4 separate regions of the Mus musculus genome follow, and all the other regions are linked to region 4. A link is a loop called in an ENCODE intact Hi-C map of the cell type or tissue named here. Cell type or tissue: left cerebral cortex. All regions are shown on one strand. Links, peaks and the distances in the headings refer to the core of each region. The heading gives the core; the rest is flanking DNA.

Region 1 (7,776 bases), core at 1,895-6,894, 62 kb after region 4:
AGCTATTCTGCTACTTTGGATTTTTTGAAAAAGGCAACAGAGGTAATCTCAGGCTCCCTAAGATGACTTTTTTTCACTTAGATCTGATGAGCTTCTATCTGTCGCCTTGAGGTGAGGCTCCTTCGGTGCAGTTGGCTCCTCGTCTCTGATAAATGTAGGCTCTCTGGTGACCTGGCCAGGTAAAGTGAAGACCATGGGCTACAGACATTTCCCCCTCTCAGTTGATTTATTATATAATACTTATTCCCAAGATTAATACTAATCTCTTCCATTTCAAAAAATTTTTATTTATTTTATGTGTCTGGGTGTTCTACCTGTGTGCATGTCTAAGAGAGCATCTGATTCTCTAGAACTGAAGTTACAGATAGTTGGGAGCCTCCATGTGGTTGCTGGGAATTTAACCCAGACCCTCTAGAAAAGCAACCAGTGCTCCTAACTGCTGAGCTATCTTTCCAAATTCCATTATTTCCTTTTCTGCTACAGTCTTGCTTTCCCTTCCTGCTTGGAAGTCAAGGAAATACAAACTTACCTGACAATAAGTCATTCAGTTTCTCTTTCTCTCTATGTTAAATGTTAAAATAAAAAATTTTTAATATCTTTCTGCTTCATTCTTTAGTGCCAAGAATACCAATTATTAACAAGAAAGACAACCATTTCATCTTTCATCCATATTCTTTCCTATGTCTTCCTCTTACTTGTGAAATAATTCTCTAATAAATTATCATCTCATCTGTAAAAATGCAATATATTTCAAGTAGCACACTTTTAAAACCTAACTCTATCTATATCTATTTGCACTAATTTATTGGAAATTCTTACTATGAAATATCTTCAGTCTTCAAACTTCCAAATTGTCCCTTATTCATGTTTGCTTGTTTGTTTGTTTGCTTGAATGAGTAGCATCTGTACTTCCATCTCTTTTACAAAATCTCTCTCTCCCTCCCCCACAGTGTGTGTGTGTGTGTGTGTGTGTGTGTGTGTGTGTGAGAGAGAGAGAGGGGGGGGGTGGAGAGAGAGAGAGAGAGAGAGAGAGAGAGAGAGAGAGAGAGAGAGAGAGAGAGAGAGACACTGCATGTGTGTGTGTTGTGTGTGTGTGTGTGTAGGCATGAGGTTGATGTTAAATGCCTTTCCTCCATTGTTCTCACGTTGAGTTTTGACACAGAGTCTCTTACTGAACATGAAATCAAAGATTCTGCTACATTGGCTAGCCAGCCAGCTTCAGGGATCTTCCTAGCTTTTCAGAAAGGATATGCTTGGTTTGGTATCTTTCTCTTTTGCTTGTTAAATCTTTGGAAGTTTTGCTCTTTTCTTAGATCAGGTTGAAAACGCAGTCATTTTAGTCTCAGTTAAAAGGAGAGAAATGAAGAAAATCAGAGTCGAGAGACCAGACCTCACAAAACCACTGACGATTACTCTTTCTGATCCCTCTATCCACACTGCACTGTAAAGAAAATCTCCTATTTGATTAGTCATAAGCTCATGATAACAGTTCTTGCTTCTGCCAGTATTTCTTTCTATGAATGAGTTGTCTCCTTTCTCTAAGCCACAAGTAAAGCAGACCAAACATTACTTATTACTTAATGAAAATTTCAGTGGTTTTCCTTTATCACTCTAGTGAGCAAACACGTTTCACTTAAGCGTCAACTGTTGCGTAGAGTGAGCTCGAGGAAACAGGAACAAACCAGAACGTCCACAGAACAGAGTTGTGTGATCCCTTTACCTTCCATTGATTTAACCTTGTATGACAGGAGCAGAAACAGCATCGTGTAGCACAAAGATCTTTGCAGATTCTAGCACGTATATTTTTTAAAGAATTGGGCCACTCTTATAATTTATATGGCAATAGCAATATCTCTTCTCCACCTTGCTGAGGTTTCCTGAAATTTATTTTTAATCTCAATCCCAGCTGTTTTTGTCTGTTTTAATATAATAGACATGTTCACCTCTGTGACTCATAAATAGATGTTCAAGGGAATTTCTCCTGAAAAGATGCAAAATAATGAGTTTTGAAGATAACATTGAGAGCTCTTTGCTAAGAATGGAACGTCTTCTCATCCCTGAGCCATGATGATAAAGGGTGAAGTGAATGGATTTGGCTACTAAAGAGAGGAAGAAAAGAAAAAAAGGAAAGGAAAACATTGGGGAAAATATCACTTGAAGCTCAGCTACCATTTTATAGCTTGCCATTAGTGACCAGCCCATAATAGCCTTGATCAAGGTGTATGGCCATTTTATGTTAGATCATCCACATTCTTTATGTCTAATTTGTCCACATTCAGATGCATTGGATTATATTTTGGGGGCAGGGTGCATGGAGTTGAGTTGAAAGATCAACAAAAGAGATAAAAATCATAGGAGACTCTTGCTCTTTAATTTAAAAATCTTGCGGGGCAGTGGTGGCACATATCTTTAATCCCTCTACACAGGAGGTAGCACCAGGTGGATCAGTTTGAGGCCAGCCTGATCTACAGAGAGAGTTCAAGGACAGCCAGGGTTATTTAGAGAGACCCTGTCTTGAAAACAAACAAAAAATAAGCAAACATCTGGTTTTTCATTATAATTGAAGTACTTACGGTATACCAAGCTATACTTACTTTTCTGTGAACTTATATATAAGAGAGCTGCCACATTATGATATGATGTCATATGATTCAGAGGACAGAATGCTTAAAGTAAAATGCATTATATCTATTTATTTTGTTATTATTTTACATTAACCCACTTTATGATACAATGACCATGAGGACAGAATGCCTAAAGCGAAATGCATTATATCCATTTATTTTCATTATTTTATATTAACCCCCTTTATGATACAATGACCATGAATTAATAATACATTTAAACAAAGGATTTGTAAGCAAGAAGGAAACTTTGCGACTGTCACCACCAGGTTTAGTATGAGAAGATAAGAGGTTATTGTCCACTGCGAGTAAATTGCAGGTTCATCTTCAGAGCAGCCTATCTCTGAAAGCATTAATATGGTTATCCTATTCCCATGAACTATCTTTAAGTTTGGAACGTTCTAAAATCTTTTTATTTTTTGAGCTATTACCCAGCGTTTGTTCATTTGCAGTTTTAGAGTCTATCTCCTCTTCCTTTCTGTTTCACTCCTTTTGTTATTAACTTCAGTGTTCAGAACTTTAAAAGAGCAAAGAGTAAGAGTTTGATAAAAATGAAAAAACTGGACAAGGAAAAGAGAGAGAGTTCACCAACATTCTAGCTTATTTAGCATGCAATGAAAACTTTGAGTCTTCTAGAATTAAACACAGGTTTTCAAGGTGAACATAGATGCAAAAATAAAGTTTTATGAGAATACTACAGAACATGATGATGCATCATTTTTGTCATGTAAATTATAAAAGCTATAACAAAACTAACTACTCACAGTCCAAAACAACTTTTTTTTTTCCTATTAAAAAACAAACAGGCTTTTCTCCACTTCTCTCCTCAGCAATGTGTGTCCTCTTTTCTGGAACAATGAAAATATTGTGTTAAGGAGAAAATCTACCAGCACTCAGGAAACAGAGGCAGGCAGAGCTTTGTAAGCTGGAGGCCAGCCTGGTCTACAAATTGAGTTCCAGGACAGCCAGGGCTCTGTTACACTGTCTCAGGGCCTGTTACCCTGCCCCCCCCCAAAGAAAATCTATTTTGCAAACATCATTATAGATTATAAATATGCCCTTTTGATATTAATAGATTTCACCTTCACTTTTATAGTTATGTTTGTACTTCTTGTGTGAATTTCAGCTTGCCGCTTCTAGGAGGACTGTTGTACAAACCACCCAAAACTAAGGGTTCTCCGTGTGTGTTTTATTCCTTTCTTTTTCTTTTTCTTTTTCTTTTTCTTTTTTTTAATTTAAAGGGTAAAGTCCGTGTGGCACAGGTCAATGCGTTCAAAAGCATATCCTAAGAAAGTGGAAAATTCTTAACAGTTTTAAAATTGGTTTTAAGAAAAATTTGTGCGTGTCAGGAGTTATTTGGGTTACCCCTTGCCCCCACGCATCCCCCCCCCCAAAAAAAAAAACTACGGCCCACAGTTGAAGCCAAAATTCTCAGATTCGATCTTTTATATTTTGCTATATCCCTCCGCCTCGAGTTTTTGACGGCGGCAGTTTCCACAGTGCTTCCACGTGTGTTTTTTGTCCTTTTTTTCTTTTAAGGGAGGTAATTATTTACCAAGTGAGATTAGTAGGCTTCTGAAACGTTCTGAAAGAGAGGAGCCACATTTGGACTTTGTACGACTCTTGTGTGGGGTGGGGAAGGATTCTTTTCTTGGGGGCAAGGATTCCATTTTTGAGTCTGTGAGGGGCGTGCGAGGGTTTTCCTTCGCTGAGAGGACTTCCTTCGCTCAGACGAGTCCTCCGTGCCGTGGGAGGAGGTCGTGTCGCGGCGGGAGAGAAGAGTGTCCCTCACAGGTAGCCTGTGCGTGGGGCTGCTCTGGAGCTCAGGGTTGGCTCCCTTGTGGGCCAGAGCTTTGGGTAGCAGCTTCGTCCAACCACTGGGACGTCAAAGGGATACCACAACTCGCGTGATCCGAGTAAGTACAGGGAACACGCCATTTGCTAAGATGGGGGCTGCCTAAAACCTCTGGGTTGAGGCCATTTCCTGTCAACCAAGGCTTGCCAAGCACACCAGTTCCTGCTTCTGGTGTCTACTTGGGAAAGGACGGTAGCCATTTTCCCCGTTCTTCCCCCCGCAGTAGGATCCCCGCGGCTGGTGAGTAGACGGGGGGCGGTGAGGCGGGACGCAGGGAGGCGCCGTATGACGAGGTCAGCCGTGGACTCAGCGCCATGGCCTACTCTCGGGAGGCTGAGGCGGGGGCCCTTCCGGCCGCCGTTCCCTTCCGCTCGCCTCAGGTGCAGCGCGGATCCCTCCGCCGCAGCGTGCGCTGCCGGCAGCGCGGCGCTCGGCTTTCCGGCAGTACCCGGATGGAGGGGTAATGGCCGCCATCTGGGACTCGCAGGCAATGGGGACCACGGCAGGTATTCCCTGTGTGCGGAGCCGCCAAGACCAGTTAGGATGTCGGGACGCACAGAGAGACGGCAAGGGGCCAAGGGCGAAATCGTGGGGTGCTAGGGTTCCCCCCAAATGGTCTTGGGGGGGATCCGCCTCTTGCGCTAGGAAGCTCATGTTAAATAGTCCCGTCCATTCAGCGCTTCCGGCCAACTTGCCGCAAAGTTTTCTAGAGAAGTCCTTGGTTTCTAACCCGGGGCTCTTGCTAGCTCTTAGGGCTGGTCATTGTCGTCTCGGCTTGGGCTGGTTGTAAGTTTGTCCCTAAGAACTCCCCCACGGTCTCAGAGCCTAGGACTTGGGCGCGCGCGCACGGCGCGGCGACAGTGTACATCCGCGCGCCCGAGGGGCAGCGGAACTCCGGGGAAAGGGGCGGATCGGGCGCGGCGTTTTGGGGGCGATGCGGGGGCGTTTGGCGCGCGAAGCCATCGCTCGTCGGGTTCCGCGCCCGGTGGAGACGGGCTGGGCAGCCCTCAGTCCGCACCCCTCGAGCTGTAGGTTCGCGGGCCCGCCTCGACGGCATCCCTACTATGGGCCCAGTCTATGGCTATTGGGGGTTCTTCCTTGCAGAGACTCCCCGCTCTCTTGGCGCACGCACTGCGCGCCCTCAGAGTTGGGCAAGAAAGTGGTCCTCTTGTAGACTGCCCCCACCACCACCACACCCAGTGGCATATGGATTTCTTTGTCACGGGCTTTTTTTTTTTTTTTCCCCACTTGTAGGGTCCATCTTGAATCTGTTCTTAACATGGTGTCCTCTTTGTTAAGTGGGTAGTATCTTGAGTTAGATGGCTTTGGTAACTCAAAAGTATTGGGTCTGAATGCATAGATGATGTGATTTAACTCTTATCTAGACCAATGGAACAGATGCAACTTCAAAGTTTAGAAAACAAAAGTTAAGGGTCAGTTTTCGCTTCAGGTTTAAATTTGGGTTATTTTAGTTTTTGTAAATTATTTTTTTCAAAAGTCTTGAAAATGGGGAAAGGGGTCAGTTTTTGAGGAATTCATGAGAATGTTGAACTGTCTGTGATTATCTCAGGGATGTAATGTAAAAACAACTCACAGCGTGGTTAATTTGAAAGTCTGGTTTTCTTAAGGCACATTTTACTAATAATAATTGAATTGCTTTTTTTCCCAGCAAAACAGGTCTGATTTGAGTGTGCTCTAAAGTTTGTATGGTCAGAATGAATAGAGAGACTTGCTGAAATTCCCTAACATTTTTAAAGTTATAGCTGCAGATCTGTTAATTATCCTTCAACAAAGCTGTATTTTTCTTTAGAAAGTCAAAAGGGGCAATTCGTACTAGCACTTGAGGGGTGTTGGCTTTCTATGGCGTAGGTAAGCATAGTAGACCTTACTCTTTTCTGTTTTTTTTTCCAAATTATGATTACCAATTCAAACATTATATGTCAGATGTCTGAACAGATAAAAGGATAGCAACTCCAGCGACTGTGTCTTTGTGAGCTCATAGCAAATAAACTTAAATACTGGAGGGTTTTATCATAACCACCTTCACATTTTATGATATTTTTTCTGGAAGTAGTATAGTGTGGTTCCAAAAGCTGCTGTATTTTGAAATATTTTAAATGAGAAACTTTCTATCTAAATATAGTTTGAGTGAAAAAACCCACAAAACCTTACAATGCCCTTTTAATGTACTTTTATTGCAAGTGTTGGGGCTTACTCTCATTGAAGCATTGTGTGTGCCCTGTAGAGAACACTTAATCTGACCAGTCTAACTACTTTTCTGGTTTTCCTTTAAGTTCAAGATTTTAATCTTGCATTTCTTCAGGTGCTCTATTTAAAAGGGTTTTGTCAATTAGAGAAAAGGGTTCTTAGAAAATTTGAAATGTTTATCTGTTGTCTGCCCTCATGTATAGTCTATTAATTCTATAGGCTTCACATCATAGGCAGTTCTCATGGGATGTTGATACCAGCCTTGAGCATTACTGTTGTCAGTAGGCTTTTGTAGTGGGCAGATAAGTGGTTCAGAATCAGGTGCAATACTAATTCTGCTTTTGCAATTTGGATAGGGCAAAACGAGTTTTCCTTTTATTGTATTAAATGATGCTATTGTATTAGATTCTTGGAGATGTGACTTTTGTATTACATGAGTTATATCACTGGGTATCAATTGTATGCTTATGCCCCAAGTACAGAGGAACTTAAAAACTAATATTCCTTACTTAAATATGAACTGTAAATGACCAGGATAAAAGCATTTTGTTTTTGCTGTCAAAATTCTTAAATCTTCATTTTCATTTCCAGATACCATCTCTTGATCACTGTACCTGATTGTGGGTGGCATTGTCCAGGCATTAAGTTGTGTGCCTTTGTTCCTGGGAGAAAGGTAGGGATTGGAGCACTTGAGTAGATAGATTTATTACGTAGTAAGTTCGCGTCTTAATATTGGATTAAATAGACTGAATGGTTACCTATCTCTTAATTTTCAAAGTTACTTTAGAGTTTTATTTATTGGCCAAAATAAAAGGAATTTCTCCGGAAGTTTTTATTTTAATGTAAGTAAAAAACTAATTTTGGGTTTCATATTTGTTGAATGTTTTATCAGAGCTCAAAGATGATTTTAATATGTCATGCTAAATCTAGAGATAGCATTAAGGGCTTCTGGATAATGATCAATAAAGACAAATATGGTAGAAACAGGTTTCAAAGCTCTATAAATGGCTAGAGTCTGTGCCTTAATTTGGCAAGTGCTAGTCAGTGCACCTAAAGAAAAACAATATATTTGATTTACATTATGATTAA
Region 2 (7,776 bases), core at 1,919-6,918, 220 kb before region 4:
AGGTATTGTTTTTCCTGATAAACAGCATCATACCTTCATATTCTGAAGATCAGTCACACCTCTTGGAACCTAGGACAGATGAGGAATGATAGCATGAGGGTGTGTATGCCTTTCATAAAGTCACCAGGACTTTCCACTTCATATGACCCCAAACAGACTTTGGTAGGGGAAGATGGGAACACTGGAGTGGCTTCTGATCTATCACCTGACTCTCCGCTCACTAAATATCAGAGGAGAGCTGGATGCCACACTAGATTGAATGCCACAAACCCAGACAGAGCTTGCTCAAAAAGCGAGAACTTTGGGAAAAAAAAACAGGGGACCGTCCATCGCTCCTTCACTCTCAAGAAAACCCATCAGTCAGGATGGTGAGAGGTTTTATCTAAGCTCCAGCACAGGGATTGTTCTACAGCACACAACCGTGGGTGGCACATGAACTTCACCGTGAGGCTGAGTGATTTGAGTGAGGAGAGTCCGGAGAGTGGGGAAGAGAGGAACGACCTACCTTCAAGACTCTGAAGTTATAGTAAGAGGCAGCATCCAGGGCTGGCTCCGAGGTGCAGCTACTGGCCAGGTCCCTGAAGAAACGAGGACACGTTGTGCTTTTACTCTCTAGGAAACCTTATAACACAAAGAGGGAAGACAGCACTGGTAAGTGAGAAAGCCTATTTCCAAAAAAAAGCCAAAGGCCGGTGCACTCCTGCCCCGGACCCACCTGCAGGGTTGCTCTCGGCACAAAGTCCCCCAGCTCCCACCGCTGCAGGCTGCCTCAGTAAGCTCACCACAGACCAGCTCGGGTAGTAGGTCAGGATGGGATCCCCAGCCTGAATAAAACAGAATTCATTCGCTGTGAGGTTGGACTCAACAGCCCAGGGAAAGGAAGCAGAAACAAAGGTTAACTAGGTAGTTCTGATGAGCACGGTTGACCTCATCCTAGGAGGGTACTACAGAGTTACAGGGCCAACTGTACTCTGTCAGGAAAGCCAGACTATCCCAGCCCCTCCCCCAGGCTCACCCTATAGAATAGTACTGGCGGCTGGGTTTCTGGTGGCATTGAAGGGAAGGACTGGCCTCCGAACTCTGCAGCCAGGGCCTGGAAGTTGGTTGCATTGACTGTTTGGAGCTTCTGGAAATAGTTTGCTTTTGCTAATTTTTTTTTTTAAGAGAACAGAGAGTTAGATGAAAAGCATTTCTTTTTTAAGTACCTGACATCTTCGAAGCACAACAAACACACATTATCACACGCAAATGAACAGCGGAGTTTAAGAAAGAACTCTTAAGATGGTTCGGCTGGTCAAGGCAATTGCCACCAAGACTGACAACAACCCGAACTTATCCCTGGGACCTATATACTGGAAGGAGAGGAGGGCTAACTCTCACAAGCTGTCCTTCCATCTCCACAAGCATGCTATAGTATGTATTCATGTCACATGCATGTGTATGCCACCCACATCCCAACCCCAGGAAATAGGTGTAATTTTTACAGAACGAAGTACTGCTCGGGCATGGATGGGTGTGCTGCCGCCTGGTGTGCACCCCACCTTTCCTGCTCTGCATCTCCAGGAGCCGAGGCTTCCGGCTCTGTAGCGTCCTCCAGAAACTGCCCAGAAAGGCTCTTTACCGCCTATCAAATCAGTTACTGCCACCTTTGTATGCAAAAGTTAAAGTGAACTGGAGAAGGAAGATGAGCTCAGAGAGTCAACAGCTATGGACTCTTTTCATAGCTTTTCTCAGGAAGAGAGAGCCACAGCCAGTTGTGAGCTGCCATGTGGGTGCTGGGAATTGAGCCTGGGTCCTCTGGAAGAACAGCCAGTGCTCTCAGGGGTCAAGCCATCTCTCTAGCCCCACAGATGACCACTTGCCCCCCTCATTTCAGTATAGGTGTATTGGTTGAAGTAGTGATAAGAACAGAATACAGACATACAAGCTAAGGCTATATTCATATACACAAGTATATTATTCATATGTGACTTCATATATAAGTATATAAATATTCTTGTTGGTGTCCACCAACTGTACCATCAGCCAACAATTTAGAGGTAGTTACACTCTGATATAACTGTGGACGTGAAAAACCTACAGACCATCTCATCCATCCCCTTAGGAAATTTGGATCCTCTGAGGCAAGGGTAGTTGCAAGGACCTCAGAGTAAGGTAGCAAAACTAGGAGCAGATCCCCAACCCCCAACTTGCTGGTCTGCAGTTTTCCCCCTCCACAGTGCTATAGAGGCCCTCTTAGGAATAGCACACCCTTCACCGCCAGTGATTATTATCAAGACATTTTATCCACTGTGAATAAATATACAGTTTGCTCTTTTCTAAAAAATGATATATTTATTTTTATTTTATGTGTATTGGTGTTTTGCTTAAATATGTCTGTGTGAGCATGACAGATCCCCTGGAGCTGGAGTTACAGCCAGTTGTGAGCTGCCATGTGGGTGCTGGGAATTGAACCTGGGTCCTCTGGAAGAACAGAGAGTGCTCTTAAGTGCTGAGCCATCTCTCTAGCCCCACAGTTTGTCCTTTTAAGGCACTGACAGCTTATCTGGAGGAAATCATAATATTCACATAAACTGACAATCATACAAGGAACTCTACAAATTCTTAAGGAATGACTTAGGACAACGAGTGTCTTAGAACTAACTTCTGAGGATGGGCTCACTTGGGCAGATGACAGAAGATTCTTAGAAGAGCTAAGATGTTCGCAATGAATGGAGAAAAGAGGGCCACTTGAGTCAAGGGGGAAAGCAGATAAAAGTTAGGAAAAATTTAAGGCACAGCTTGAGGACAAAGGACATGAATTCGTCCAAAACAAAAGGGCAGAATAAAATCATGAGAGAAAAGTTTTCGGACAAAGAAAGAGAAAGAAGGACACAAAGAAAGAAATCAATGCAGATTGCCAGGCTAAAGGTGCTGAGCAGTAGTTTAAAGGTGGTAGAGTCTCATGAAATTACTAATGTTCTTATTAACTAAAAGTAAGAGGGTAGTGGTAAGAGGGGTGAGCGACAGGGAATCTAAAAGAAATAAGAGAGCTGGGAATCCCAAAGACAAAGTCACATCTCAATAAACATTCAATGATAAGAGCTGTCAAACTCGTTTCTACTCACAGTTGTTCACACGGACACAAAACTGTGTCGTTCCACTGGAGTCCGTGAAAACTCTGGAAGGGAACGGGGAGTTGCTCCTGAACATAAGAGAGTTGTCCACACATACCCAACTTGAAGATCTGTGAGGAAAGGTGAAGATACTTAAGAGAGAGACATGGAGTACATCTAGGGAAGGGGGCCTTACCCCACCAATGTCTGATGCCAATAAGAGGGGTCTCTGGGCAGAGGTGCAACACTCAGGTTTTGTTTTACTGGATGGCTCAGCATTCCCAGGAAAGCCCAAGGGGACATCCGACCGGGAGACAGCGGGTAGGAAACTCACTCTTACTCCTCCACCGGAGGAGCACCGCAGCTCACCTTACACTACCAGGAAGACAGAAGGAAAAGACTGTTCTGGGATGGAGAAGATCGCAGTCCTTGTCACAGCAGCAGTTTAAATCGCAGGTACCCGGAGTCAAGTCACAGACACAGATCGGTAAAGCTGTAAGTACAAGAAGAAAAGCGAGATGAAGCTCCCCCAAAGTTTTCCCGCGCGGACAGCCCCAGTGCCAGCTACGTGGCAGGGCAATTTTGTCTACACAATTTTAGATCTGAGAAGTCAGTATTTCCATCCCGTATCCCGCCGCATCACCTGGAAAGGGGTCGGTGGTCGCGTTCACGGGCATCGATAGAGTCCAGGGAGTCGGACTCTCAGACGAATCCGGAGGAGCTGAGGTTGGCACTTCGGGCGTCACTGGCTCCAGGCCCCAGGAGGTGGGGAAAGCCCGGGCTGTGGAGGAGGGCTGCGGTCGGGCGGTCTCAGAAAGCATCAGGACCACCAGCAGCAGCAGGTGCAGCTGCAGGGTGCACATAAGGCAGCCTGGCCGCAGAGCGGTGCGACAGGAGCCTGGGTCTCCAGATACGTCCCAGGAGCCCTGGGAAGAAGAGTCGCGTACTTCGTCATCAGCTTCCGTCTGCGCATTGGCTCAGGCGGGAGCCGGGTGCTCTTCAGCCAATGGAAGGCCGTGTTGTTACGACCCTGAGCGTCCTTCATGCTGCTCTCCTCCTTAGCGGCGCGTGGTTCCCGTTACCTGGCAACCGCTGGGAGCCTCGGGGGCGAAGGCGTCTTTGCCTGATCCCGCCGCTAGATGGCAGCTGGCAGAGGGTTGGCGCGCTTTACGGACCTGGAAGAATTGGATGAAGTCATCACTGAGAGGAAGACCAAGAGGCACAAACTGAGATCTTACCAAGGTAAGAGGCCCTTTCTCTGGAAACACCATGAACTCAAGGAGAAAAACATAGAAAGTCACATCCCTTACGTGTGCCGGGAAACTGAGTACCTGATCACAAAGTTTAGGCCAAACTGGCTACTGAGTGAGACTCTGATCCCTAAAACAAAGACAAATGAACAAAGTCCCAATGATGGCATGAGAGATGGCTCAGCTTCTAAGAATATTTGTTTTTGTTTTTGTTTTTTTCAAAGAACTGGGGTTCGCTTCCCAGAACCCACAAGGTGTCTCACAACCATCCGCTGCTCCAGTTCCAGGAGATCCATTGCCTGTGCCATCTTCTGGCCTCAGTGGGCGCCATCTGACACCCGCAGGTGCAAAGACTCAAGCAGGCAAAACACTCCTCTGCATAAAATCTAAAATAAAATTTAAAAATGTCTCCACTTTAATTACTATGGTATTTTTTAAAAAGCATAATAAAACAATGCTTATTTCAACTCCACGAGTTTCTTTATTCCCCGCTCCCTGTCGCCTAGTCACAGTTTCATGTAGCCCAGGCTGACCCTCAAACTCAAGATGTGGTCAAAGATGGCTGAATTTCTGAACCTCCTGGGTCTGGAATTTTAGTCATATAGGCCACCTTCATGCACTCCTGCCAAACACTCTATCAAGTTAAATTTTATTTTATTTTTTAAAAAGTGTTAGTTAGTGCATTATATCAATAAATGTGATCTGTATATTTGTTGCTGGAAAGGGTAGTAAGGGAAGAGGTTCAGGACAAGAAAACAGGATGGAGAAGAGTATGAGGACTTAGAGAAAGTTACAATTTAGAAACATTTTCTGAGGAGAAAGTAAAGATACAGAGATGGAAATAGCCAAGGAACCAAGAAGCAAGCTAGCTGATTGCTCTTTTACGGTTTTATCATTAAGTTCTGAAACACTCTCTAGTATGTGCTTGCTCTTCTCAGGAGTGGCGTGGCCCTTCTGCATGCCTAATAGCACAAACATTCTGTATTTGCACTAATCTGAGACACAGGCAGGCATGGCTATGGCACACATGATAGGCATGCAATGCCTGAGCTGTTAAATATTTAATTTTAAAATTGTGACTCAAGGTTAAATAACCTCAGGTAACTAATAGCCATTGCAATGTGCAGTTGGATTGTGTATGATCAAAATCCAGCCAGCTATCTCCCTGTGCTCACAATTCCAACATTTGGGTTATTTTAATTATTTGGGGGAATAAAATAACATCTACCAGGAGTTACCTAATCCACTCCAGTCCACTCCTTAAAACTGATTTTGGATGTCTCTCTTTCCAATGAATCTCCTGGGCTGATGGCTCTCTTTTCCAATGAATTTTTTGGGCAGATAAGATTTGGGGCACTTGAAATTGCCCGTATTTTCCAAGAGGATCTTAATTTTTTTTTTTTTAAGATTCGTTTATTTTATATATGTGAGTACACTGTCTCTCTCTCCTCAGACACACCAGAAGAGGGCATCAGATCCCATTACAGATCTGGAAATTGAACTCAGGACCCCTGGAAGAACAGTCAGTGCTCTTAACCGCTGAGCCATCTCTCCAGCCCACGATCTTAATTTTTATAATGCCTTTTAATTTTTAGCTTAAATATATCTCTATGCTCTAAATACTCTCAAACATTTGTATGTGATTGGGTGGTTAATTATGTGTGTCTCATGTGTGGGGGTGCCTGTGAGGGACAGAAGAGGGGGTGAGATTGCCCTAGAGCAAATTATATTACTCAAATTATATGTATTTACTAGAATATAGTTTGTGTAAGGTAAGCAGTTTTCTTTCTTTCTTTTTTATTAGATATTTTCTTTATTTACATTTCAAATGTTTTCCCCTTTCCTAGTTTCCCCTACCCCCTCCTGGTAAGCAGTTTTATCTGTCTTTATTTGATATATACCCTTGTTTAAGTCATGCTAGCTTTGTTCATGTGTGAACATTCAAAAATATACACTGAAGACTGGTTTGTTGAACTCCTTTAATTTAGTTCTTGGGAGATCACCTTATTTCAGCTTGTGCTTATCTTTATAAGCTTTGTTTTATATCTGATCATAAAATCTTTTAGATCTCAAAGTTTAGAGTTTGAATTTCCACTCTGGAATTATTCCCGGATGATTGTTGGTAACCTTGGACTGGTTGAAATAACCTCAGGGTTGCCCGGTAAGGAGACACAGTTCAGCAACGTGTAAGTTATTTTTCCTTCAAGCTTCAACACTTAAGGGCTGGGGTCAGCTCAGGGCCAGAATGCTTGCCTGCCCTCCATGCTACAGGTTCTATAATCTGTCCCAGCACTGGAAGTGGGGCACGAGTTTATATCTCCATCTGACTTTTCTGTAATTTGTGGAGCTCTGAAGAAGAGGAAAGAAGAGCGTTAGGATGTGTTCCCAGTCTTGCATCTTGATCCAGTCTGCTATGTTTTCAACCACATGCCGAATGCTTTTCTTCTGAAACACAGGCAGCTGCTGGAATCATATGATCCAGTTCGGAAATCTCTGCTTCTAAGATGATGTCATATGAATGCACCGGAAGCCGTGGCTCCACCTTAAAACTGGCATCTGCCTGGCACATGGGAACACATTTTTCCCCCCTCAAATTCTCTTTCAGATTTTATTATTAGATCCCCGAAGAACTGAAGATTTTTATGTTACAGGTTCCAGCAAGCAGAAAGTAGGAAGAAGTTAGACAAATTTTTGTTCAACTGTCACATTGGGGATGAACTCTTCTCAATCACTCCCTCACTGTATTGTAAAACCAAACATCACAGAAAGCCTGCTGGGCGTTCAGACTCATGTGCAGACATGGGCACACCTTGGACTTGAAAAACACAATAAGAGAATTTCGTGAAGACACAGAAAGCAGATGATGGATCAGCCTGATTCCATCTTAGGATATAAAGCCATTTTGTTAGAAGGTCTGAATAAGTTGTTTCTATTTGCTGCAGAATTCAAGTTTGGCGTGCACCTACCTTACCGTGATAAGATAACAAGCAACCTTGAGCTGTTCTGTCAAGAGGATCTGTCAAATACTCCAATCTGCTCTCTGCTTCTGTAGGATTGGCGTGCGAAATCCTTATGTTACATCTTTTCCCTATAAAAGGAGGCATGAGAAGCCAACCAGGACTGTATCTCAAACCCTGCTTTAGAGAGTCACTTCTATGCACAGTAAATAAAGCTTGCTTCTTTGGTTTTCCTTTGGATGGTGGTCTTCATTCTTGCCTGGAGGATTAGCACAGAGATCTGTGAGTCCCCCACCTGCTGTAGCTTTGCCATCATAGAGCCTCTCAGGAGGAGAGCAATCTCGTCCCCTTCCTCTTGTGGAAAACATTTTTGATCTCCAGCTACAGTTTTGGCTTCACGAGAAACCTTACCAACGCGACAGATCCTTGAGCTATAAAATCTCTTGTATTCATTGGGAATTTCCACACTCTGAT
Region 3 (7,776 bases), core at 1,373-6,372, 240 kb before region 4:
ATTCCCAGCAACCACATAGTGGCTCACAACCATCTTTAATGACATCCAATGTCGTCTTCTGGCCTGCAGGTATACATGCAGGCAGAAAACTGTATACATAGTAAATACATCTAAAAACAAAATCAATAGTGTTTATGTATTGGTATTAAATCTTTGTTATATTACCTGTTCTGCTAAGACTGGTGGCTATTGTCCAAATCCTTGTGTGTATGTGTTAGTGCTCAGGAGTACCTGCAAATGTGGAGGTCAGAGGTCAGAGGTCAGTTCAAGTGTCTTGCTCTATCTCCGTCCACTGTATTGTGGGGGATCAAGTGTCTCACTGAAGCTGCAGCTTGCAGTTTCTGTTGGACAGGTTGGCCAGTGAGCTTGTACCTGCTGGTTCCCTTCCTCCAACCCTGAGGTTACAGAGGCAAACTCCCAAACCAGATTTGACACGGGTGCTAGAGATCTGAACTCAGGTCTCCATGCTTTCCCAGCAAGTACCTTACTGGGAACTGGTCCCCAAGTTGCTTTTTCAGTGGGCCTCAAAAACACATTAGCATTTAGCTCTATAGCAAAGAAAGAGCAAGGAACGGACTATACCATTCTGCAATTATTCTGCACAAAATCACAGACATGGAGAGAGGAGAAATGGGCAGGATGCTCTGTAACAGAACATACGGCAACAGGCGGATAACCGAACCTGGTGAGTGACCGACCGCTTTGCTGGCTTCCGTTTCTGCATAACACTGAAGTATTTTGTGGGCCCATGTCTTATGTTCAACACTTACATAAATCCCTTCAAAAATGGCTGCAAAACTATTACTTACACACATTCTGCAAAATACCTATAAAAAGTCAGTAGTGACATAATTCCAGTTGTGCCCGCTTTGTACCACCTCCCCAGACACTCTCATCTTCACATTGGACATAATCCTCCAGGTAGCTGGCTCATGTGTTACTGTTGCTCTCCCCAGACGGGCTCTAAGCTCCCCTTTGGGGTATGCTACACAGGGTGGGAATCCACACAACTTTAGATTGGATAGATCTAAGTGTTGGCTGTCCTTGCCATGGAGATTGCCAACTCAATCTCCTCATCTGTAAATGAGGGATAATAACGGTTTATATGGCCTGAGATCACCGTGGGAGTGACACAAGGCAAGGCTGGAAAGCGCCTGGGTGCACAGATAAGGCTATTGTCCACCCCCCTCTTCTGTCTTTTATAAGGCACTGACATTTCTTAACCTTTCCACTTACTTCCTTCACTGACACCAAAAGGTCAAAAGAGCCACTGATGGACAGCCGTGCTTAGTGGCAAACGCCTGTAATCCCAGCATTCGGGGGAAGTAGAGGCAAAAAGGATCAGAAGCCCGAGGTCGTTCTCAGCACACAGCCAGTTCTAGGCCAGCCTGGGCTACATAAGACCCTGTCTCAGAAAAGATTCTGATCGGGTCACATGCATAGTTCTAGACTGTTTACCCCTCTCTTGTCTAAGCACAGAAAGCTCTGAACGTCTGAGATCCTTGGAGGTATGAGGTCTACCATTTGTCTCTGGCCCAGGGAGGCAAGATCTTATATTGCAAACGACTGTTCAACCAGTCAGTTTGTTGTGACAGCAAAAACCAGACAGGTGATGCAAAAGCCCAAAGGGTATATACGTGGAGACTCTGTGATCGAGAGAGAAGTTCTTATATTTTAACTCAGAACAGCTTTCAAGTGACTAGACACAAACACACGGAGAGCTCTTATCTCACTTAGAGAAGTGAACTTCAGTCTCAACAAACTACCCAGAAAAACACATGCTGAGTTCATGGTTCACTACTTAATAGAAAGACAGAAACTCAAAGATAAATGTTGTTGCTTCGGAGGGTGGGGGAATAAGGCTGGGGTATGGCGTGCGGGGTGAAGAATCTGAGCGCACCCTTTCTGTGCCAGGAGATAATTATCACACACGGGGTCTCCGGGAATAACCCTGGCTGCAGGGAGAATCTCCTATGTACAGGTTCCATATGTCAGGTCGCGAGCCACAGAGAATTGCAGACTCAGGCCCTGGGAGTGCGTCCGTGGATGGTTTCACACCAGGTGTATGACTACTCGCAGCACAGGAGCCCTGGAAGCCGGTTGTGGACTTGGTAGGAAGAGGCTGCAGGGTCCTCCAGCCTCCGCTGGTAGCATACCCAAAAGATGGCCAGAGATCCCTGGGCCTCCTAAACCCTGCACCGGGAGCTGTGCATGAGCATCTCAGAGCACCTGGCTGCCCCGCGCCGCCGCCGGCTCCCGTGTCCACGCCCCTCCGGACCCGCGGCTGCACCCCGCATCTCCCCCTTTCAGTGAGTGTACCCCTTGCCCGGTGCTGCCCAGCCACCTACCTGCTGGCCGCCGACCCCAGCCCTGGACCACTCTTCGCGGCGACCGCCCTCTCCTCCGCCTTTTCTTCCGTCTACGTCCAGCTCTCCGGAGTTGCGTCAGCCGCGTTAGACTGAAGCCCCGTAGCGCCGCTGACGTTGGGAGACGGGTCTGACCCACGCTACGCCACGGCAACGGCGCAGGCGCTTCTGAGAATCGCGCCCACGCTCCACGTGGCGGCCCCCTCCCATCCCCAGGCTCCGCGCCCGCAGAGTATAGGGGCGGGGCTTCGAGCACCCAGAAAGGAACCTCCCCAGACAGCTTCCCAGAAAGGTAAGGAAGACTGGCTTCTAGTTGCTGATGGATTTCATAAAGCGTGTTTGACAGTTGATCGTCTATATGTCAGACTCACATTAGAAATAGATTGAATCAACAAAGACCGTCTCCCTCAAAACAAAAACAAAAACAAAGACTGGCTATTGAAAAAAATTGGCACCATGGTAAAACAAGTTGGCACCTAGTTACCCGAAAATAACAGCCCAAGTGTTTTCAGCAAAGGTGGTGGTAAGAATACTGCATTTTAAGACGGTGTGTTTAATCTCTGATTATTAATAACCACTGATTATCCCAAAGTTGAATGCATAACGGACACAGATCATCTCCTTCCGGGCTGGCAACGTTCTCGTCCCATAGCACCGTTCGTTGCAGGGAGGCCATTGTCTAGAGAAGGTCAACTGTGGCTGAAAATTGGTTCTTTATGCTTTTGTAGTCCTGACAATGCTACTGAGCCTATTCATTCATTTTCTAATTCACTAAAGGGAACTTACCACTACTTCTCAGTCCATGATGCAGGAGTATGGGGGGAAGGGCAGGGGGCGGGGAGCGGGGGGGAGTGGGGGGAAGGGCTAAAAGGAGGTTTCAGCTTAGGAGAGATCCACGCTCATGGATGATAGGTTTGCAGAAGAGAACATCTGGCTGGGAGCTCACCATACAAAGATTTTGAATCTTATGGGTCACCAAGTCAGTGAATCCAAACTTCTAAAGCCCTGGAATGATATGATCAGGTTTTTGTGTCGGAAATCAGCACAGAGGTGTAGAAACTGGGAAGTGGGTTAGCCTATTGCAAAGCGCCCTGTAAGAAATAAAGCAGACGAAAGGCGCCGACAGGGGGCGTGGGAGCAAAAAGGAAGGCGCGCTCACAGCACTTTTTGCTAAGGGTTGAGTACCAGGAAGAGGAGTTCTTTGAAATGAAATGTGCGTCGGCATATGAGATCTAGGAAGAAGCTGAGAAAATCTGTGCTTTGGGAAGGGTGTTGGCGCCAGGACGCGTTAAATTTTGAGCACGTTGAGGGTGGGGAGGTGGGGCATTAAAGAGAAACAAAACAGCAGGCGCTGATTAGATCTGGTACCCGGGCTTCTAAAAAAAGTGGGGGGGGGGGGGTGCGTGTGGGTGTGTGTCAGGGGTGTAACTAGACTAAGGGACTGGAGCTAAGTTAGAAGGCGATTCTGATTCTTCAGTTCACCCACAGATCACCTTATTGTAATTGCTTGTCTGTCTTCCCTCCTAGGGAGCAAACCTCTGGACAGCAAGAAAGCATATTCCTAGAATATGAGATACTTTGTAAGTATTTGAGGAGTGAATAATTATTATGTCTTTAGTTAAAAAAAACCAGATTTCTCAAAAAGTGAATTGGAATTGATCATCGGTGCTGAAAAAATAAATAAATAAAAGAAAATGAGTTGTTAACATTCGTGTTAAACTGGTGTTCCTTGAAGGTCATTCCTTCAACTCCAGCATTTCATAGGCAGAGGTCAGGGGATTAGACCCTAGCCAGCCTGGGCTTCATACATAGTGAGTTCCAGGTCAGCCTGGGCTCTGCAACGACACACTATCTAACAGTGTCTCAAAGAATCGAGCACGAAACTCCTTAACTTTCTACTGTTTTTTTATTCTTTCAGTGATAGTTTACTTATTTGCTCTGCCACTAATATTCTACTTTGCCAGTGGAGAGAAAGGAGTGCGTTAGATGAGTGAGGAGAAGGGAAAATCTGATTCTAGGCACATAACCTGCTTGTCTTTCTATGAAAAGCAAGAATTTAGCTAGAGTGTCTTTCTCACATACTCAACAAATGTTCTTTTTGTTGACTGGGGGTGGGGGGTGGATTTTAACTTCTTCTAGAAAATGGGAATAAGGTTCAACACCACCAGGAAGTCATGCAGGAAGTAGGACATTTAGAATATGGTCTTTCACTCTGTAGCCCTAGCTTCCTTGGAACCTGCTGTTCTTGACTGATTGGCTGAGTGACTGGGGAGGAGTGGGGCGTGCCATAGCACTCGTGTAAGCCCGAATTTATGAAAGCTGATTCTTTGCCTGTACCATGTGGATTCTTGGAATTGAACTAGGGTCATCAGACTTGGCTGGCCCTGGAACTTGTGTGCAGACCAAGTTGACGATGCTTCCAAAATGCTTCGATTCAGATATATGCTGCCGCCACTGCCACACAGAAATGTATCTTCAGGTGCCAGGCTTAATGTCTTTCTTTTCTTTCAGGAGGTGAGAGGTGAGAAAAGGTCTGATTGATTCTGAAGCTCATGCTGGTCTTGAACTCAGGCTGGGATTAGGAGCATCGGCCACCACACCGACTTTAAAATAGCTTCAAGTTGTAAAATGTAAAGAGCAGATATGCAACCCAACAAAGCGATTTACTGGGGTGGGGTGGGGCTGGCATGTGTGTGTGTGGTGTGGTGTGTGTGTATGGTGTGTGTGTGTGATTGAGTCTTCAAGGGCAATAGGGAAATTCGGTTCTCCCAAGAGACAAGAACAAGAACCTGGAACATTAGGAACCAATGCCATCCTCTTCTCCTGAGTCTCTTCGTTACACATCTCCCATTCTGCCCCCTCCCACTTTTCTGGAAATAGTCTTCCCATAGTGCTGAGTGTTGTGAAGATTTTTGGCAATCATAAATAGTGGAAGGTTTCTTAACACAACAAACGATCACACATTATTTTGAAATTGAACAACTGAGTTGCTTCTGGCAGTGCTCGCTGCATGTCGAACATCATGAGACTTCAGCTACTTTAGTTCCGACACATATGTATGCTGAATACTGTAAATGGCATCATGTCACACGGCACCATGAGTGATGGCCCAACTCAGATTCCAGGCCATTGCATGTTATACACTGCAGTATTTTCACTGTATAAAGTTTTCTGCTCTTATAGAAGGGTAGTGGTTTAGTTGTGCAACCTTAATTTTTCTTCCGCCATTCTCAGATGTAAGTATTGGATTAACAAATCTTTCAACTGTATGACATTAGAAGTTTTGGACTTAAAGACATGATGGAAAATGGTCTTCCCAGCTCTACAGTAGTCTCATCGTTAGTGTCACTCCTGATGGACAGGCTTGGTCTCACTTCCAAACTCCTGGGAAAGAAGAGTTTCCAGGACTCCTGTGTGATTCTAGGACTCCATGCTTGAACCAGTCAGCTGAGGTAGGGGCAGAAGGCCTATGTGATATGTGAACAGAGGCTCTGCCCAGGCCTTAGCACAGTGAGTAATGGGTAGGCTCAGAGAAGGGGTAAGCATAGTGAGGAGTCAGCAGTGAGCAGTGAACACTACAGCCACACTGTGTACTTTATAGTTTCATAAGCCAAGGAGCATACTAGAGCCACCAGGAAATGTAGACATAAGTAATGACGATGATAAATAGGAGATCCTCTTGCCTCTCTGCTTCTTGGATTATAGGCACATATGACCATACCCATTTAAAACACGGGTTTTCTTTTTCTAATTGCTTATTTATTATGAGTCTTAAAGTCCCTGCTTCTCAGTTCCACCTCCCCCAACCCCACAAAATGATAGGCATGATTTTAGGCAGGTCTGGGATGTTGAACAAACAAACAAACAAACAAACCCATCAATAGAAAAGGGAGGTTAGTAAGCCGGGCGTGGTGGCGCACGCCTTTAATCCCAGCACCTGGGAGGCAGAGGCAGGCGGATTTCTGAGTTCGAGGCCAGCCTGGTCTACAAAGTGAGTGCCAGGACAGCCAGGGCTACACAGAGAAACCCTGTCTCGAAAAAACAAAAAACAAAAAACAAAACAAAACAAAAAAACAAAAAAGAAAAGGGAGGTTACTCATGGAACACAATATTCCTGTGCAGAATAAACTGAGGTTGTTTTTAGGGAATATCAAGTTTCTTCAAAATATGGTATTCTCTGATTACAAAACCAGATATTACTTTTAAAAAACCCTACATTTTGACATGTAGTCTTTTAATTTTTGTTTTCCATTCATACATATATGAACATTTTTATTTTATAAAAGTAGGAGCATAGAATCTCTGTGATCATTTTGTAGTTTGTTTTTCTCACTTAAAAACAGGTCATGAGGGGGCTGGAGAGATGGCTCAGTGCATGAGAGCACTTGCTGCTTTACAAGAGGACCCACATCCAGTTCCCAGAACCTGTGTTATATGCTCACAACCACCCAGCTCTTGGGGATCAAACACCCTCTTCTAATCTCTGCTGGTACCTGCATTCATGTGTGCATACATGCATTGACACACACACACACACACACACACACACACACACACACACACACACACACAACTTTAAATAGGACATAAATTCTATTGCAACAAAGGCAAGTGTACATAATATTTAATGGTTGTACAAGTTTTCAAACTATACATGTACCATAATTTAACTGGTTCAATGCTGTTGAACATAATTTTGCCTGATAACTTGAATTATTGGGTTAGAGTTTAGAGGCAGGGTCTTTTACTCTTTCCTTTTCTCTCTCTCTCTCTCTCTTTTAAGGGGGAGAACAAGATCTCACCTAGCACCAGGCTTACTTTGCACTCATGACTCTCCTGCCTCCCCATCCTGAATTCTGGGATCATAGGCATGTACCACCATAACCAGCTTAAATGGATTCTGTCTCTGTTGCTGAGAATAGCTGTGAAATTACTGTGCAGCCCAGTTGCCAGTCTCCTGCTTCAACTTCCTGAGTGCTGGGATTAAAGACACAAAACACATCTATCTTCCAAACATTTAAGGCCTGTGAGACACATGAGCCAATAGCTACCATACCGTATTGATGCTTCTATCCATTTACACACCCACTAGATGCATTCGAGAGCTTTGTACACATTTCTCCGACCTGCAGCAGGCTGGCAGTGACTCCAGTTTCACTTTATCCAAACTGCACATAGCTCTTTGTACAGCTTGTTCCTTTTTTTTAAAAATTTTTTATTAGATATTTTCATTTACATTTCAAATGCTAAAAGTCCCAAAAGTCCCCTATACCCTCCCTCTGCCCTGCTCCCCTACCCACCCACTCCCACTTCTTGGCCCTGGCGTTCCCCTGTACTGGGGCACCTAGCACCAGGCTTACTTTGATCTAAGTTTGCAAGACCAAGTGTCCTCTCTTCCCTGTGATGGCCA
Region 4 (7,776 bases), core at 1,462-6,461:
TCATATTCTAGCCTGACAGCCAGCAGGCTCAAGATGTAAGAAAAGCCTGTTTCAATTTTGAGTTTAAAAGCCAGAAAAGAGCTATGTCCCTGCTTAAAGAGATTAAACAAGAGAAAACCCCCAATCCCTCTTACTCGACCGAGGGAGGGCAGCCTTTTAACTCTGCTCAGACCTCCAGCTGCCTGGATGAGGGCTGCCCACATTCAGAAGGGCAGTCTGCTCTCCTCAGCTCACCAAGTCAAATACTCTCCAAGCCAGCATTCCCACAGGATAGCCAGGCTATATCTATGGTGTCTGATCACTGGTTACCCTATGGCCCAGACACGTAGATTCATAATCATAATCTATGTCAATTTTAATCAGAAGTAAAAAAAAAATGTATGCTCAATTTCAATATTGATTAACTCTCTGGTAAATTTCAAATTATAAATATCTGTGGATTTTGATCCCAGCTTCCGAGAATAGCATAAAGACTATCCTTACGTTCTGTTCTGTAGTGGCTTAGAAATAGGATCTAGGCTCTTCCTGATCAAGTTCATTACAGGTGCAATCTACCCTTTCTCAACTGCTCCAAGTGCCAAGTGTCAAATATTTTAAAGAAGGATGGCAGGTGTCGTGGCAATAAGAGCAGTTAATGGGCTTATCCAAACTAAGTGGGAGACGATGGTGTTGTAGGCAAAGACACTGGGTGTGAATGTGTTTGCGGTGACGTAAACAGTGCCACAGTGTAAAGTTGTACCAAGGAAACAAATCAAGAACAGGGTCCGGGGCTTCTGGCTCCTAGTGAGTGTTCCGTATCCAAAGGAATTTGATAGAGCCTGAGAAGAGCCCCGGATGTCCCATTGCAGAACGATCCCTAGACTAGGATGTATGGCAAAAACGAGGTGTACAGTAGACCTCGGAATAAGCTACCATTTTACATAAAACGAGGCAAGTGGGCTGTATGTGTGTGCTGCTATAAAGACCTGCATACTTCTGAGAAGATACAACAAAAGACACAGCAGTAGTGGTGCCTCTGGGAAAAGGCCACCTCTGGAAGAAGTGGAGAAAGGAGTCTGCCAGTTAGTATGCATAGTTTTATATTGGTTTTATGGTTTTTTTGTTTTGGTTTGGTTTGGGTTTTTTTTTTTTTTTTTTTTTTTTTTTTTTGCCTTTTGCTTGCATTTATTTTAAAGTGTTTTCTTTTTGACAAAAAGCAATGGCTTTCTTTTCTTTTTTAACTTTTAAATACATTCTGTGTATTTGGTTTACAGTGTTTTGGTTTTTGTGGTACAGTAGCTTGAAGCCAGGGACTCGGGTACGTTGGGCAAGCCCTGTACTGCTCATCCCCCTCCCCCAGTTCTCAGCGCACAGCGTCTGATGAACACGTGCATTGAGTACAGAGAGCTTCATGAAGAATTCTCTCCCCTGCGTGCTCCGATGTTAGTGTCTTGGCTGCCAGAGCGTGGTGGCTTCCGACTGCCGGAAGTGCCCGCAGTCCCAAAAGCCTTCCAGAGAATCAGCTCCCACCCTCATCTCTTGCAACCCAACTCGAGGTTCCATTCTCTGTTGTGCGGGTGCCTTGCCCGGTTCGCTCTGAAACCTTTGCTAGTGTCTTTTGAAGTTTGGATTATCTTTACTGAAGTGGAAAACTGCCCTCTACTTTCCTTCCAAAATGGAACCCTGTCGTGTTTACTGTCCCCTCTGCTGGCATGCCCATCCACCATCTAGATAGCCAGTCGCTTCCCCTCAGGCCTTTGCATGGCTTCCCTATCATAAAACGTCGGCCTATCCACCTATCTAGCCTTTCACTTTGTTTGCCTTACAGCACTTGTTACCGTGTGGTATGGATTTATCTTTCATTTATTATGACTTTTCTCTTCCCAGTAGAATGTAAACTGTGGGAACACAGAGTTGAAGTGCCTTCTGCCCAGCTCACTCTAAAGGGATGAAAAAAATAGTAAGACCGAAATTCCTTTTAGGAATGTAGACTCTAGAGAGACCACCAGAGACATACACAGGCATGAACAAGGATGAATACTGGCATCTTATAAAGAGCCATCTAAGTCTAGAATAATACATGATTTCTGAACCGGTCTCTCCCGGCAAACAACGTGTTCAAAGTAGACTGTAGGACAACCTGCTTATTACAGGATCGCATAGGCAATTATAGTCTGTGACCCACTTTTCTGAAAAGGTTCTTAAGAAAGGCCTGGACCCTAAATCATTTGGAAGCCAAAAGCTGCTTAGTAGTCGTGAATTGGAAACTGAGTACTACTTAAATACCATAAATGACATGGAAATTTTAGCCAGATAACGTCCTTTCCCTCTACTAGTAGTCTCTTCCCGAAATGCACCGGGCTAGGCTGGGTTCTGCCAATTTTCACGTGCATGCTTCCAGTTTCTTCCCATCATTTCCTGAACCCCTGCTCTCCCCAGGCATTGTATAACACTGTCACACAGGGGTCTGCAGCAGCCCTTCCGGGATGGATGCAAATACCAGGGTGATAAGCCATGCTCCCGAAGTGTGCACTCATCCTTTTCTGTACTAGCCCTTTGTCACTCTTCCTCTTTCTAAACAAAATATTCAAAGTAAGGGGTGAGGTCTCATGATTTATGTTTAAATATTGAAGGAAGTCGCTTTACAGTCTCTGGAAAATTGAGGGAACCCATCTACTTCTTTTGGGGTGGTCCTCCAGACACTCTCAAATACAACTGATGGGGTTTCTGTTACATTTCCAGCCCCAGCCAATCGCCTCAATTGACGCTGGAGTGTTCCCACCGTTTAGGGTCTCTTCCTTGACCACCACAGATGGTCAATTACATCCATTATGGATCTGACAAGCCAGGTTGCTAAAGATGTCAATTCCAGTCGCAACTCGCGCGAATCGCCGAAGTGAAAGCAACAAGAAGAGCTGAGTTAGAAGAGCTAAAAGGAGTACTGGGTTTAGAGGGGAGACTGGAGCAGAACTCGACAACCAAAGCGCCTTAGGGACTGGTAAGAGCTAAAGCCCATTCGGAAGGCTTAGGGTAGGGGGAGGATCCCGGAGAGCAGCCCCTCGGAAGTGAGACAGCGGGCCAGATCCGCGCTGCCAAGTTTTAATCCCGGGGCTGAGACATCGCATCTTTCTTTGCCAGCACCCGGGACCCATCAAAGATTCTCTGCAGGTGAGCGGCCCTCGGGCGCCGACAGACCGCGGAGGCTGCAGAGCGAGACCGCCCGGCACCGGGCAGGGGCCCGGGAGACGGAGTAGCACCTGGCTCGGCCCGGCCGCCGATTGGACGGCGAGGCGCGACCCCGCTGTATCGCGAGAGCCGATTGGCAGCGCGGGGCGGCCCGTGCCCCGGCGCTGGCTTTGTACGGCGAGCCGCCTGCCGGTCCTTTAACAATGGGCGGCGCGAGCGCCCGGGTGCTGGGCCCTAGCTGAGGCGGGGGCTTCGCGGCCGACGGTCCGCGGCATGAACGCTGCCGGCGCCCCGTGCACGCCGGCCGGGCTGGGGCTCTGAGGGCCGCGGTTCCGGGTAAGAAACCGCGTGGGCCGGGCAGGCCTGCGGGAGCGCAGCGAGGCGAGGGGAAGCGAGGCGCGGAGCACGGCCGCCCGCCCGGCCTTTTGTTTGCCGCTCCGGGTCCGCGCTGCGGCGGGCGCACCGCAGACCCCCAGGGTGGTGGAGCGTGCGGGGCTGTCGGCGCGGACCTGGTGTCGCGCGCTGGTCACTCTCCATTCCGGCGACGTTCTGACAATGTCAGGGCTCCCGCGCCTAAGTGCAGGCGGCTGAGGTCGAACCCAGAACTCGGAGAGCCCGAGGTGGGCCGTCCCGCCCGGAGCTTTCAGAGCTCGCACCTTTCTGCAGTTCTTGCAGCGGGCGATTGCAGACGACTGGGTAGATCAGGCCTTGCTGGCGTTGGAAGATGGCTCGGGGTCGGGTCAGGTGAAGAGGAGCAGCCGCACGGGGTGACCTGAGATCGCATCCCTGGAGGAGGGGGCGCGGAGGATCGCGGGGGGACTGGGGGGGGGGGGAGTTGCTGGCCGTGACCGCGTCTGGGGCGTGTCTTCCAGACTGAAGTTGCGGCGTCTGGCCGGGCGCACCTCCGGCTTCCATGGAGCTGGAGGGGCAGTGGTGGCGAGGACAGCTGGCTGCGGATATTCACCAGGCGCTTCGGTACAAGGTAACTCCCGAGACCCGACTTTCCCCATCCCGGCTCTTGTGCTTCCTGGAAAGGCCAGTCAGGTTCTTTACTCTCTACCTTCCAGGCCAGAGAAGGCGAGTTTGCTCATTTGTCAAAGTTAATTAACTTCTTCCTTCCCTGGGCTGCATCCGAAGAACCTGTAAATGTGGAGAAGACTGGGGCGTGGTAGTTGGGAGAAGGAAGGTGGATGGTGTTCCGATGTTGCCAGGTCGACCATGGGTGTGTGTGTGTGTGTGTGTGTCTGTCTGTCTGTCTGTCTGTGTCTGTGTGTGAGTGAACAGCCCTCCTTGTTTCGTACATGCTGTTGCATGAAGCTGGTGTAAGCCCTGTACATAACTCAGTTCTCCAACCTTTCCCCAAACCTGCTCTGAGACTTCGGACAACTTAATTTTCTCTTTCTCAGTTTCCTCGTCTGTAAAAGGAGAAATAACAACGACAGAACGTCCTTATGGGGTGATTGTGAAATCTGTTAAGTATGTACTGTGCAGGAACTTAGAACAGTGTAAGAGCTATGTGATAACTTACTGTTCCTTGGTCCTTCAAATCCAGGCTATACAAAAAGCCTTAAGGTGGAGGGAGCTATTCCTTGGTAATGTCAAGTGTAGAAAATAGACACAATGTTCTTAATAGTCATGGGGGGGGGGGAACCTACTCCTTTTGGACCAAAGCCTGGGTATTCTAACTAATGATTATAGGATGGATGTTATAAGTCAGATATATGCGATAGCCCTGCTTCTCTGACAGCCAGAGGGAAGACCCAGAATGATCAACTTAACTCAGTTTCACCTTGGATGAAAACTGGGAAAGGATCGAAACAGCTGACTCTTTAATAAGATCCTGTAGCTTGAGCCTTAGGGATTTTTCAATGATAATAGGTTTATATCTGGTGTATATGACCAAATTAAGCAGATTAGGACATGGAATCTTGGCTTAAGTTGTTAAAATTGCACCCCCAGCTTGAAATTTCCAAAAGTTCTTTAATAGTCCTGGCATTCAGTCTCTTACTCTGAGTACATCCCAGACCCCTATGAGATTGCTCTACATAAATGTTCCAACTACGGAAAGGTTCTTTGGAATGTTAGAGGGAAAAGTCCCAATTCACTTTGAATTTTGGGGAGGTATATTTGGATTTTTCTAAGTGTCAGTCTTTTTATCTTTCTAGTGTGTAGCAAAACTAGTTACTTGGTTTAAATGGTAATGGTACTTTGAGTGTGGGGGTGGGGCTGACAGTTTAAAGATTTTTTTTTCATGATGATCCCTGTGACTTTTAGTTCTAATACTTCATATGTAGGTAGTTTTAATCATAAAGAATTGACTGAATTAGTTTTACAGGTGATCTTAGACGTAGAATTTTCTTTCTTTCTTAAGTTAGAGTTTGTTGGCATGCTTATGTAGTCTCTGAAGGAGTTAGGGAATAAGGCAGCCCTGTAGTCAGGTGGATGTTGGGGATTACTTCTGAAGCCTGTCTCAGGCCACCTGTTGCAAACTACTTGGGGTTGCCTTTATGTTGTCTTTAAGCTCTCTGTAGACGACGGTCCTGATGTCTGGCAATAGTAACATAGAGGATTTACATTAATGTGTAGGACTTGAACTTTACAGCTGGAGAGATCACTATTTGTAGTGCACTGGAGTCAAGGAAGTTAAATAAACTTTTCTCATTAAAGATGCTAAAGTCAGCTATTAATCGGTGGTTTGATCCTTTGCTTGTGCAGCCTGCTTAGTACTTAGCATATTGGAGGTGTTAGAGCAGTAACTAGTGTGACCAGCGTGGTCCTTGCCGCCAACAATCTGTTTTATAAGTTGAAGGCATCTCCCCAGGGCAGTTACCCTTCATCGGCTGTGAACGATGGTCTAAGTTTAAACCCACCAGATTTTAAAGAGATAATTGATGTGACCAACATTGTGTTGACTGGGAAGAAGTGAAGAATAATGAATGCCAACTGGGCTACTTTTGTAAATATGGTTTCCCACTCAAAAAGACTTTAAGCGCCTATCTTCTTATCAGTCTGCCCCATGTTCCAGTCCTGTAACTCTCGGGAAAGTATTGAGGAGCTTCAGAGACAAATGGGAACAATCATAGTTCTGTGCGAAACATAAGAAAATATCGGTCCGAGGAGTTAGTTGTAGTTACACTTGGTAGCTTCCTGTAGGCCTTTATTTCCAAACTGGCTAGAGAGGAGACTTTAGGTGGTACGTTTGGCTTCCCTGAACTTTGGTCCTCCAAATTCCTGACCTGATCCTCTGGAACAAGGGTGTTCCATTCTAAGGCACAGAGAAAGATAGCGGAAGAAAGTCGTAGCTGAGAAACGGGTAGTTTCTTTTCCATGCCTGCGCAAAGACAACAGGGTCTGACAGTGTTCTCATCAGCACTTGTACTTTCCCACTGAAGAAGACAAGTGACCTGTGTTGTTCATGTTAGTTTAACTCTTCTGCGGAGCCTGGGGACGTAGCTCAACAGGTAGAGGTACTTGTGATCCGAGCTTTACCCCTGAGTTCACTTAAAGATGGAAGGAAAAAAACCATCTCTCCATGTGTACAGCATGGCATTGTGCCTACCCACAAATACCATGACTCACACAGCATTAACAGCGAGTAAGAATAAAATCTCCCTGATGGCCCTGGGTTCCAGGCTGGCTTTACAACTGTTGGTAAAATTAACATAGTTAAAAGTAAAGCCCACCAATATTTTCTAGATAGGACCGCCAGTTTGTCTTTTAAGGTATATTCAGGCCTCTTTTTCTGGAACTCCCTCTCCCTGTGGCCAAGCTAGGTCATCTTTGGTGTTCTCGACAGCGTATTTTATGATCTCTGCATCCCAATTCTTTTGAGTTTCAGCTTTCTAAACTAAAACTAAGTGTTCGTTGTGGAACTTCCCAGTTCTCAGGTACCTAGCCCAGGAACCACTTTGAGCCTCTATGACTTTGATCAAATACTTCGTGTAAGTGGGATTATATTAACATAATAATTGTCCTTTTGTGTGACTAGTGTATGATCTCCCAAGTTCACCCTTGCAGCATATGTCACAGTTTCCTTTTGAAAGCCGAACAGTGTGTGTGTGCGCGCACACACATCTGCTCATCCGCGTTTGGGTTGCTAGTTTTGCTTTTTTTGCTCATTGTGGTAATGGTGTTATGGACATGGGTGTGCAAATGCCTACCTATCTCCCTGCTTTCAAATACGTGGGATATATAATTAAAAGTGGAAATGTGGCATCCTGGGGCAAGTGTTTTGAAAACTACCGGACTGTTGCCTCCAGCAATTACCTCATTTTACTTTACAGTAGGATTGGGCAGGGATTCTAGTTTCTGCGTGGCCTGGTCAGTGCTTGCTATTTCCCCCTTTTTGAGGGCTTTCTGGGGATGGGGTTGCTTTTGATAATAGCATTCTAAATGGGTATGAGGCGTTAGCTTGTGGTTTTGGTTTTGTATTTTCTGAAATGATTAAAGCTGTTGAGCATCTCTTTCTGTTCGTGTTGGCTTCTTTATGGTTTTTTTTTCTCTGTATGTCGCCATGTTCCATTGAAGTCATGTGTGAGTGGTATGTGTACATAGGTAATACTCTGGGTGTCTTCCTCCATCCATTGCATTGCTGTAGGAAAGGAGCTCTCA

What was found. A loop is a pair of places that touch in the nucleus more often than their neighbours do. Peaks named below come from ENCODE experiments on the same cell type or tissue, not always from the same donor. Only the 100,000 strongest peaks of a DNase experiment are listed, where the experiment ranks them.
Region 1: it touches region 4 in a loop (4-fold over the local background); 10 of 42 quality-filtered maps call a loop at or near these places.
Region 2: a loop joins it to region 4, with 2.7 times the contacts of the local background. A loop is called at or near these places in 6 of 42 quality-filtered maps.
Region 3: it touches region 4 in a loop (2.6-fold over the local background); 5 of 42 quality-filtered maps call a loop at or near these places.

The regions. Positions count from the first base shown.
Region 1 is chr19:40,889,806-40,897,581 of GRCm38, forward strand. It overlaps Zfp518a (zinc finger protein 518A), which reads left to right and starts at 4,900. Exons shown (of 5, transcript NM_028319.1): 1 at 4,900-4,985; 2 at 7,279-7,360. It overlaps Mir8092 (microRNA 8092), which reads left to right and starts at 4,898; the gene lies at 4,898-4,984. In left cerebral cortex, for the core only: no CTCF peak of the experiment used is centred there; DNase peaks (open chromatin) are centred at 4,907 and 5,109; H3K4me3 peaks cover 1,631 bases; H3K27ac peaks cover 1,102 bases.
Region 2 is chr19:40,608,187-40,615,962 of GRCm38, forward strand. Tctn3 (tectonic family member 3) reads right to left here and starts at 4,045. Exons shown (of 14, transcript NM_026260.3): 1 at 3,739-4,045; 2 at 3,465-3,588; 3 at 3,108-3,226; 4 at 1,016-1,146; 5 at 716-824; 6 at 506-621; 7 at 34-69. The coding sequence starts at 3,958. It also overlaps a transcript of Entpd1 not described here and the pseudogene Gm16027. In left cerebral cortex, for the core only: CTCF peaks have their summits at 4,232 (motif pointing right) and 5,808 (motif pointing right); DNase peaks (open chromatin) are centred at 4,158 and 6,836; H3K4me3 peaks cover 1,154 bases; H3K27ac peaks cover 441 bases.
Region 3 is chr19:40,585,962-40,593,737 of GRCm38, forward strand. Aldh18a1 (aldehyde dehydrogenase 18 family, member A1) reads right to left here and starts at 2,502. Exons shown (of 19, transcript NM_019698.2): 1 at 2,349-2,502; 2 at 166-231. It overlaps Gm27042 (a long non-coding RNA gene), which reads left to right and starts at 2,571. Exons shown (of 4, transcript XR_386705.4): 1 at 2,571-2,658; 2 at 3,894-3,946; 3 at 4,878-4,996. In left cerebral cortex, for the core only: a CTCF peak has its summit at 3,501; DNase peaks (open chromatin) are centred at 2,518, 2,991 and 3,496; H3K4me3 peaks cover 2,211 bases; H3K27ac peaks cover 441 bases.
Region 4 is chr19:40,827,942-40,835,717 of GRCm38, forward strand. Cc2d2b (coiled-coil and C2 domain containing 2B) reads left to right here. Exons shown (of 35, transcript NM_001376940.1): 35 at 1-1,837. It overlaps Ccnj (cyclin J), which reads left to right and starts at 3,338. Exons shown (of 6, transcript NM_172839.4): 1 at 3,338-3,501; 2 at 4,038-4,147. The coding sequence starts at 4,079. In left cerebral cortex, for the core only: a CTCF peak has its summit at 3,353; DNase peaks (open chromatin) are centred at 3,295, 3,807 and 4,252; H3K4me3 peaks cover 2,236 bases; H3K27ac peaks cover 1,295 bases.